Linked DNA regions of Homo sapiens: region 1 is linked to region 2. The links are chromatin loops, found by intact Hi-C in ENCODE. Cell type or tissue: PC-3. All regions are shown on one strand. Each heading gives the region's core, and the rest is flanking DNA. Links, peaks and the distances in the headings are about the cores only. Region 1 overlaps DDX31 (DEAD-box helicase 31). Region 2 overlaps GTF3C4 (general transcription factor IIIC subunit 4).

Region 1 (8,193 bases), core at 3,164-5,663, 47 kb before region 2:
TACTACTTGCCTTTATTTCTAGAGAGCTGGCAGATGCTAATGTTCCACTTATTATGATACAGCAAAAAAGGGCACTGGGATTCATGTCCCTGAGTCTGGGCTTTAATTCCACATCTGCTACTAACTTGTATGACTACAAATAATCCTGATAGTTACAGTAATAATAAAAAATGCCCTTTGGGCCGCGTGTGGTGGCTCATGCTTGTAATCCCAGCACTTTGGGAGGCCAAGATGGGCAGATCACCTGAGGTCAGGAGTTTGAGGCCAGCCTGGCCAAGATGGTGAAACCCCGTCTCTACTAAAAATACAAAAGTTAGCCGGGCATGGTGGTGTGTGTCTGTAATCGAGCTACTTGGGAGGCTGAGGCAGGAGAATCGGTGGAACCCAGGAGGCAGAGGTTGCAATAAGCTGAGGTCACGCCAGTGCATTCCAGCCTGGGAGACACAGCAAGACTCCATCTCAAAAAAAAAAAAAGCCCTTTGGTCCTATGTTTTATACTTGGGACTCCAGGACTATTTCCCACACAATCCTCTGACGTCCTTAAAAGAACACTATTTTATCTCAACTTTACGTGCGAAGAAACTGAGGCTTAGAAAGGTCCAGTCCAGGCCGGGTGCAGTGGCTCATGCCTGTAATCCCAGCACTTTGGGAGGCTGAGGCGGGCGGATCACAAAGTCAAGAGATTGAGACCATCCTGGCCAACATAGTGAAACCCCGTCTCTACTAAAAATACGAAAATTAGGTGGGCATGGTGGCATGCGCCTGTATTCCCAGCTACTTGGGAGGCTGAGGCAGAACTGCTTGAACCTGGGAGGCAGAGGTTGTAGTGAGCCAAGATCGTGCCACTGTACTCCAGCCTGGCGATAGAGCGAGACTCCATCTCAAAAAAAAAAAAAAAAAGAAAAAAAAAAGAAAAAAGAAAAAAGAAAGGTCCGATCACAGGCTGGTGACAGATGAGGAACGTGACCCTGAGGCGTGCTCTTAGCCACTCTGCTACACTGCCTCTCCGAAAAGAAACTAAGGCTTAGAGAGGTCCAGTCCCTGCCCAAGGTCACACACTGGTGACAGATGAGGAACATGACCCTAAGGCCATGCTCTTAGCCACTCTGCTACACTGCCTCCTCCAACAGATCCACATCTGCTCCCTGCTGATCCCACAGAGCTGCCCTGGAGCCATAATGAAGTATCTGGGGGAACATTAAAAAAGAAACCAAAAGGCCGGCTACGGTGGCTCACACCTGTAATCCCAGCACTTTGGGAGACCAAGGCGGGTGAATCATGGGGTCAGGAGTTCGAGACCAGCCTGACCAACATGGTGAAACCCTGTCTCTACTAAAAATACGAAAAAATTAGCTGGGCGTGGTGGCATGTGCCTGTAGTCCCAGCTGCTCAAGAGGCTGAGGCAGAAGAATCACTCGAACCTGGGAGGCAGGGGTTGCAGTGAGCCAAGATCGCGCCATTGCACTCCAGCATGGGCGACAGAGCGAGACTCCGTCTCAAAAAAAAAAAAAAAAAAAAAAAAAAAGAAGAAACCAAAAAAGCCCCTTAACTAGAATTTATGATAGTTCCAAAAGAACGGAAGTGTGCCAAGACCAATGAAGATCTGTCTGGTCACAGGTCAACACCCCTAATAACAAACTTAATAAAGGGTGGTCCAGAGGCTTACGAGTCTTATATGAAGTACTGACTTGCTTAAAGTAACCTGATGACCAATGGAGTCTTTAACAGCTTTTATTGTTCACAGGGATCTTTGCTGTGGTTGATCAAATTTCACCTCTAAATATGACTAACATTTCCTTATTTAGAAAAAGACTCAATTATCTTGGTTTAGTTAATACTAATAAAGGCATATTGGTATACAGTTAAATATATGTGCTTTGAAGTTAAGACTTCAAATCCCAGAATGACTAAAGCATATTAGTGTGCCCCTGTGAAAGTTCCTTTACCTCTCTAAGTCTCAGTTTCCTCATCTATAAATTGGGGCCATCACCAACTTCTCGGATTGCTATAAGATTAAATGGGACCGTGCACATAAAGAGTGTAGCACAGTCCTAGGTTGGGAACACACACTTTGCTAATAGAGGCTATGGCTATCTCCTCTCCTGGTATTACATACATTTCCTTAGATGCTCTCTAAAACAAGAGAATTTAAGTCAGGCTCAGTGAAACGGGGTCCCTCCCTGCTCAGGGAGAATAATGATCCAAATACAGGCACATGCTAAAGCATGAAAGAAACTCTTAAGCTTGATCTATCTGGCCCTGATTTTCCAGTTCATCCTCAGGCATACAAAAACAAATGTAAAATATTCAAGTGATTAATATCTCATAGACAAAATTACATACAGCAACACTGCACCCACACACGGGAATACTGAGTAAGGGGGTGGGGTGGGGTGAGGGAATAATGGTCTAGTCGGGTGCAGCCTTAAGAGAAGGAGCAGGAAAGGGTGTCCAGGGCTGCCTGCACCTGCTCAGAATCTCCATATGGAACTGCATGGATAATAAAAATTTTTCTTCTTAATGATCTCAACTTTACTCTTCCTCTGTGGATAGCACACACACATTAAAAAATGGATGAACTAACTGTGTCTGAAAGGAGACACAGAGATACTTATTTCTTCCATGCTGTCTGGGATAGGCAGGTCTAGGCAGCCGTCCTTGCTGAGAATCTGGACAGGGACCACCGGGGCTGAGCGTGTGGCACTGCCTCCAGACTCATTCTGGCCTGGACCTCCTTTCTGGGGAGCCTGCTGCTGTCTGGCAGGCTTCCAGAATGGACCGTAGCCCACTCGCTAGATGAGAGTGGCAAACGCATCCAGAAGCAAAGACGAGGAAAAAAAAAAAACAATCAAGATTTGGCCTCATCTAATGTTCATGGTTCTTAAAATAAATGTATTGCTTGACAGAGGAAGTAACCCATACACAAAGTCTCTACTACCCCAAATCAAGTGAGTCACATCTGTTGGCAGCGAGCACAATAAATAACAAAACTCACCTGGGCTCCCCATCGTTTCCCTTTAAAACAATCATCTCTTGTCAGAACACACAAAATATCTTCCATCTTAATCTCAGAAACGCTGTAAAAGGAAGGGCACAGCAAGGTAACTTTTTGCTCTTTCAAAAACACCCAAGACCTTGATGCACAAAACTGGCCTATTCTTGAGCTAATTAGACATGAAGTAGAAGTGACACCTTCCTAGGAAAGGAAATATTTTCCTAAACCCTTAGGAATTGAGAAGGGGACCTCTATGATATTAAAGGGACAGGATGATATTCCTGACAATTTCTTTCCTCTCTGATGAATTTAAAATAGGCTACATTTAGAATTTCCTTAATAGAGATTATGTCATTATTTCTTAATAAATCTTGAATACCAAATAAGTGTGCCCACTCACTGATCCACTCCCTTGATTTGAGCAGATGATGATGAAATAGAAGCATTTTGGTCTCTTTAGTTTATACTGAAGAGGAAAAAAAAAAAAAAAAGGAAGAAAAGGGTGGCCAAACATCCTCCACTGTGGGGTAAACACCCCTGTGAGGGTAACGAGGGCACAAAGCCCTGTCCCAGCAGCACTGGCCTTTCTTCTTCTACCCTGGAGGAGCTTCACTCCCCCATCTCTTAATTACTGATGGGTGAAGACCAAAGGATCTCTAACGAAGCCGGAGCTGTGTGCCAAGCACTGAGACAAGAGCTTGGGCTTCACTCAGGAACAGAAGCCACAAGGAGCCAGAACACAACAGTCAGACCTGCCTAGCAGTGGAGTCTGGAAAGCCTCCGCTTCATCCAATCAACTGCAAGGCCACAGCATTTGAATGTAGGGAGCAAAGAGAGACTTGCGTGTCAGAGATGAAGGAAGAAACGTGAGCTGCTGAAAGGATACTTCCCAGGGAGAAAGAGAAACAGAAAGAGAAGAAGGAGTTCTGAGGGGGAAACAGATCATAAGAAGACAAATGATTTTGTTGTATGCTCTTTTTTTTTTTTGAAAATGTAACAGCAAATTAAAACATGAATGGCAACCTCTTAGGTGGGAGAAGACAATTCTCCCCCTTTCACCCAAAGGTTACTCTGACAAGGCTATGAATGAAAATGCCACGTCTCTGACAGCGATTTACCTGAAATGTGTCATCTCCCTGCACACCCCCAGCCCTCACCCCTCAGCATCCTCTCTCTGCTGCCAACTCACAGCCCTATGGATGAGTGAAGCCTTTTTACAGCAGCAAAGAGTCAACCAGAGGAGGCAGAGCATGCTCTGAAAGGGCAGGAGTCAGAGGGAGAGTGCCCTGACTTCATGGGAAATCTATTTTTCATAGGAGAGAGCAATGCATGGGTATTGAACTCGCCTCTCATTTGTGCCTGGCACCCCGAGGGAAGGTGAAAACAGAGCCCAGTCCCATCTTTTTCTTGGTCTGATTTGCTTCTATTCATCACTTTTTTCTTGAGAAAAAAAGAGGAAAAACACAAAAATAAAAGAAATGCAAGAATTTGGAGTCAAATCTTGAAGCAGAAAGAAAAGAGTAATGCCGTTTGCAGTCAGGAACAGAAAAAGCTAAATATGCCACAGAACAGTAAGGCAGTGTTCTCAAATGCGTGTGCTGATATTCCAGCCAGAGTGTGGCTCATATGCTGTGTCCACATGGCGACGTCGGGGAACCACACACCCTAAGCAAACAGGAGCTGAGAGGGAACGGGAGTGATTTACAGTTTAAAAGGGCCTTCTTCCTCTTCCTAAGAAACTGCTGCTTCTGAGGAACAAAGCAAATCTACTATGATTATTTATGGGTCCATCAACAGATCTGAATCACCTCACCTTAGTATGAAACGAGATGGATAAATAAATAAATTCAGGGAACTGTCTTATGCCTGATCTAAGAAATACACATTTTGATGAAGCATTTACATTTTAATAAACCAATGATGATTTTCATTAGAAACACATTTAAAGGGGAGGCAGAAAAAAGTTAAGAAGTTGACAAATACAAAGAAGTCAAAAGAATGCAGAAGCAAAGTTCTGAGCATCTAGACAGAGGTGGCAATGGCCCAGGAACCTGTCTCTTGCCCTGTCTGCTCCATTCAACTGCTAGGGCGAGCACCGCAGTGCTCGATCTAGGAAGGCGGGCAGCCATTTGTCGTGCTGGCCCTTGCTGCCGAGAGCCTCGGCCTGCCTTCTCCAATCTGCCCTGTGGTGCCTCAGCCCTCCCAACGCCCCTCTGCCTGGCTCTCATGTTCTCAGGCACGAAACATGCACATGCTTCCTCCTCAAAAAATATTTAGGAGTCGACCTTTTGGATTCTAGAAACTTTCCAGTCTGCTTCTTCCCACTGCGCACTTTGCAACTAGTTAATAGGGGTTTTGTTGTTGTCGTTGTTGCTGTTTTGCATTAAGTCAAAGAAACAGTTCATGTATAGATACAGCCAATGTAGGGCCTTTCCTCAAACAGAAATTGGGAAGAACAATGCATGACTGCAACGTAATAACCCAGATTCTGATGTCTGTTTAAGTTGATTACAGTGCACCCACGAGGCAGCAGCAGTCCAGGCCCAGGCCCCTCACAAGTGAGTTTTCAGAGCCGACGCCAGTGAAGTGGGGCTCATGCAAGGACCCTCCCTCCTCACGCAAATGCTCTTCCACCACCCTGCAGAGTTCCTCCCCAAAAGACCTACTTCCTCCTTTCAGAAGAGGTGGCGTTATCACTGAGTTGTCTCCTTTCTAATGCGGGATTAAAAAGGGAGTCACGTAAATGCGGGCACACTATTTTTTCCAGACAAGATCATCACAGCAGATGATGGTATTTGTTATGTCTTTAAAATATACCTGACTCCCTAATACTTCGTGCCTTTGCTAATCACTGTTTTCCCTTCTCAATTTTAGCTTTATATCTGAGCCCTTCATAGCAATCTACTTGAATGTGTTATTAGAGAAAAATGAAGAGAGCAGAGAGAGGCACCTCTGCTGTTAACTCTGGCATTAGACAATTATCATTGGGCTCTGCAACTGCTGTCACTCATTTTTCTTAGGAAGAGGTCATGTTAAAGTGAACGAGCATGGGGGAACATCCAGAGAGCTGCGGCCAGGAAGGAATGGGAAAATGGAATTTGTAGCTCTAGAATGGAAGGAAGAGGAAAAGAAGTGTGAAGCGACTGACAGGCTGTTATGGTGTGGTGACTACATTTTCTATTGTGGGGTTACAACACAAAATTCTGAAGATGCTTTCTGCATGTACACAAATTCCTATGACAGAGAAAAGCAGCCACCAGCAGCATTATGACGGGCTCCCAGCCTGTGAGAACAGGGTCAGGGAGGAAAAGGAAACTGGCTGCGCCAGCGGGCTTGCATTTTACCTTCCCCAGGGTTCCTGGTACACCCGCCCTGGTGGGTGTCAGCCTCGATGCTGAAAGGGCAGCAAAGAGAGGCCAGCCAGCCTCCAGCTGAGGGAGCTCAGAACTCAGCCGGAGAAGCAGCGCTGGGTGAAAAGTGACTGACTGATCTATATGAGACTTCTTTCACTAATAAGATACAATATGCACATCTTCCTTAACAAATAAAAACCACTCTTTCAACTGACAGATTGTGTTAAGATAAAGAACACACTGAAGAAAGGAAAACCCAAACTATTATTTTGGCCCCCTGACATTACAACCAGGAGTAGTTTCCTGCCTCCCCCAACACTGAAGGACACACAGCATGTTTTCTGAATGAGCCTCAGTCCGTAAGTGTTCACACTAACAACCTTGAAAGAGTTTTGAAAAGTCTTACTAGCATGAGAGGCAGAGTTCTGCGGATGGGAGACGGGGCAGGTGTGGTGGGGACAGCCACACACGGCTCCTGCAACTGAGTGGGCTGCACCCCACAACAGGCCCCCAGGCTGCCTGCTAGGATGTTTTCATTCCAATGAAGAACGTAGTGCTTTTTTCTAGCACTGTACTTTAGGGGAGAAAAGTGTTGCAGTTTTATTTGATGTTTTACATAAAACACAGGGCTGGGCAAGGAAAAAGAAATAAGACTATCCCATTTACAGCGAGCTGGGCTGTGTGCTCATGGCACACCAAGTCTAGAATCCAGGGCTTTACGCAGAGGTATGAGGTGCTGAACTGTGACACACAAGATGGCAGCTGAATGTCCTGGCTGTGAGTGTAGTGTGGATTTCAACTGCCTCAAAATCATTTCCCCTGGGTTCATCTTCCTGGGGGAGGGAAATTGTGTGATGAGTAAAAAGCATTATTTCTTTAAAAGACAAATCAACTTTGAAGATACAAACCATTAATTGCAAGAAATAAAAGTTGTGAATAAGAGTCCTTTCAGAAGCTGCGAAGATGGTGCACACTTATCTTGCAGCAGGAGAAACGAAACGCAGCTCTCTAAAAGAAAACCAAGTACAACACATCGTCCTATGACTTAGTCTGGCAACGCAATGAAAACTGTCATGTGCTGAGGATATTAAAGGTTTTAGTTTTTGCCACTGGCTATTCTGGGACTCATTTAGGGATCACAAGGGTTAATGGCTCTTCGTCAGCTTACAAGGCCCATTCACTGTAAAAAGCGACAGAAAGTTAATTAGGTGAGACCAGCCGAAACCCCATTCAGGTTTCTGACTCACTTGATTTTGTGAGAAGCCAACGAGTTGACATATTCTGCCTCCGAAGGAGCCAAAATGAGCAGGCTGCTCCCATGGCAGCCAATCCGGGCGGTTCTTCCAATCCGGTGGATGTATTCTGCAGGTGAAGATGGAGCGTTGTACTAAAAAGGGTAACAAAAATGAAGGCATTCATAGATCAAGGGACTGCCATTAATTGGAAGTGCAATACTCCTCACCTGCCTCCAGGTATCCCAAGAATTAAATCCTGGTGCTATGGTTACCCTAACACAATCACAAGGAGAAGTCACCCAACCCTGAAACTCCTGGCTTCATTGGAAATAACAAGGCTCCGACAAGCAAATGTGAACAGTGGCCAAGTTTCCGATAAACGAGACGTCTTCTCATCCCAGTATCTCCTTTTTAATTTTACTTCTCCACAGGTCTCTTCATTTTCTTATTTGCATCTTTTCACTGTGGTGACTGGATGAGGTGAAAATGTAGGCAGGTGGGGGTAAATTTCTCCAGGATGACCACATGACCTTGGCCTACTTCCTTGGTAGACAAGGCCACAGGGTGAGGTGTCCAGAGGACACTGGAGGGTGTAAGGATGAAGGGGCTC
Region 2 (2,500 bases), core at 1-2,500:
GCAGTCCTAAAGAAGGTAGTGTTTGGTTTGTAAGAGGAAGGAAGGAAAGGGCATTCCAGGCGGCAGGAATGAGGCATTCATCCCATGTGCATACACGTTTAAGTCATGAACATAATTAATTATTGTTTGTATAATGACGGATCAGTACATGAGCTCAAGTAGGTCTTCTAGAGAGTCCGAGAAAGTAAGATGAGACCAGTTTGTGGACTTGGAAGGTCGGTATGAGGAAGTTGGCTTCAATCTAGGAAGTCTTTAAGATGCTGTTACAGTTTCATTAGCATAGAGTGACCTGCTGTGGTTCAGGAACATTACTGGATAGAGGCAAGAAGATGATTGTTGTGATCAGTGTAAAATAAAAGTGAAGAGACTGGGCTTTGGCACAAGATAGGCCTATCTATAAAAGGGGGATAATGAAGCGTTGTTTAGGTTTTTTGGAAGATTAAACACACATAATCACTTGGCCCAGTTCTTGGCACGCTGTAAATGCTCAAGGTGAAAATATAATGAGTTGGGCCGGGCGCGGTGGCTCACGCCTGTAATCCCAGCACTTTGGGAGGCCGAGGCGAGCGGATCACGAGGTCAGGAGATCGAGACCATCCTGGCTAACACAGTGAAACCCCGTTTCTACTAAAAATACAAAAAATTAGCCGGGCGTGGTGGCGGGCGCCTGTAGTCCTAGCTACTGGGAGGCTGAGGCAGGAGAATGGCGTGAATCCGGGAGGCGGAGCTTGCTATGAGCCAAGATTGCGCCACTGTACTCCAGCCTGGGCGACAGAGCCAGACTCCGTCTCAAAAAAAAAGAAAGAAAATATAATGCAGTTATACAGGTATGAAGGAGTAGGAGTCTGGATTAATGTCGTGGTTGTGGACATGAGTATTCTGATAAAATTTTGACTGTCATTTTGCCTCAGTTAACATTTACCACAACTGCTAACTAGTAACAGGAAATCCTTATATAGCTCTCTTATAGTTGACAAATGGCTTCTATGAAATTAATTAGTAACATCTTCCCCTTCTGTACTGTTGTTTTTTTTTTAATATGCACATCACATAAACCATCAGTCATTTAGCAGTCTTTTTAGACTGATTGAAGTGAATGAATGCTGAGTTGACCCTGCAGTTCTACAAGAGCCCTCTGTGGGTTAAAACTGGTGTGACGGTAGGAATGTAAAGAAGTCTGTGTCAGCACTTTGATGACTCCACCCATTGGCAGTCTGTGGATTTAAATCTGCTCGGTGCCGTGCAGCATGCCTTCGCGCTAACCTAAATGGTGGACAGTCTGCAGCGCAGATGACAGTTTTAGTGTAGCACTGTTAGAAAGCTAGGTACTAAACACCTTTGAAGCTTTTGCTCTATAATTCTGTTATTTAGATTATGAATTTGCAGGAAAATCTGCAGTTATGTAATAGTTCAGACATTAATTATCAGCTGTTTTATAAGATTGTATGATATAAAGGTGGACAGTATAAATCTGAAAAGCAATGAAATAGTGATTTAAGAATGTCAGAATTGTTTTTCCCATTGGACTACTGATTTAGTGACTCATCTAGTGAGACATTTGTGTATAGTTCCAAATTCTGATAATATTTGTGTACCGAATTGTATTGTGCATCAATTGTTAGGAGCCTTAGAAAGTATTAACTTCATCTGCTACATTAAGTTAAATAACTGTTGCCTGTCTTTGGACTCTATTACCTGTCCTCAAGAAGCTTACTGTCTAAAAGCTTCAAGTGAATTTTTGTCAGGTGCTTACAAAATGCCTAACAGTTAGTATTAAAAGTATTTGCCATTAAAAGTGATGGTGAAAACCGCAATTACTTTTGCACCAACCTAATAGTGGTCAACTGGAAACTGGATGGTGTACAATTAAATGATTGGCTGCGGGCAGGCCTCTGGGAGCTGGACTTTTTAAGTATACTCCTTGGGCATCTGAATACTTGATTTGTTAACAGTTTTGTGATAGGGAGAGTTGGAGGGAGGTTCAGTAGTCTAGTTGAAACATATGTCAGAAATTGCTACACAAAACCCTAAGACTTTTTCCTACCAGTCAAGATCTGTACTGCTCTCCATCCTGTCAAGAATTCTTCCCACAATGAGTAGGACCAAGGGTTGCTTAAGCTTCCTTTATTTCATCCCGTGCTGCTGCTTTGGGTTACCAATCCTGTGAGTTTACTTCTACAGTAGCTTTTATTTGTAGCAAATTTAACCTATTCTAAGGAGTATTGCTTAGTTCACAGTATTAAAGGATTTGATGAACAATTTTATATCTACCTTTCATTTGGTACACAACTTTATGTCTACCTTGCATTTTTGCATACTTTTATTAGCATTAAATATCTTATTAACATTTACTTAAGGCTGAGTGCTGTGGCTCACACCTGTAATCCCAACACTTTGGAAGGCCAAGGCCGGAGGATCGCTTGAGCCCAGGAGTTAAAGACCAGCCTGGGCAACAGAGAGAGACCGCATCTCTACAAAAAATTTTAAAAATTAGCCAGGC

The links. Hi-C counts contacts between places; a loop is a spot of excess contacts. Peaks named below come from ENCODE experiments on the same cell type or tissue, not always from the same donor. Only the 100,000 strongest peaks of a DNase experiment are listed, where the experiment ranks them.
Region 1: a loop joins it to region 2, with 2.3 times the contacts of the local background. A loop is called at or near these places in 2 of 110 quality-filtered maps.

What each region holds. Positions count from the first base shown.
Region 1 is chr9:132,622,669-132,630,861 of GRCh38, forward strand. It overlaps DDX31 (DEAD-box helicase 31), which reads right to left. Exons shown (of 20, transcript NM_022779.9): 16 at 7,596-7,735; 17 at 2,996-3,077. Among named protein-coding and RNA genes, the nearest start is that of DDX31, 43 kb to the right of the region's middle. In PC-3, for the core only: no CTCF peak of the experiment used is centred there; a DNase peak (open chromatin) is centred at 4,663; H3K27ac peaks cover 2,500 bases.
Region 2 is chr9:132,672,392-132,674,891 of GRCh38, forward strand. All of the region lies in intron 1 of GTF3C4 (general transcription factor IIIC subunit 4), which reads left to right. Among named protein-coding and RNA genes, the nearest start is that of GTF3C4, 3.2 kb to the left of the region's middle. RefSeq lists an enhancer at 1,176-1,225. In PC-3, for the core only: CTCF peaks have their summits at 51 and 1,139; DNase peaks (open chromatin) are centred at 170 and 1,160; H3K4me3 peaks cover 1,861 bases; H3K27ac peaks cover 1,072 bases.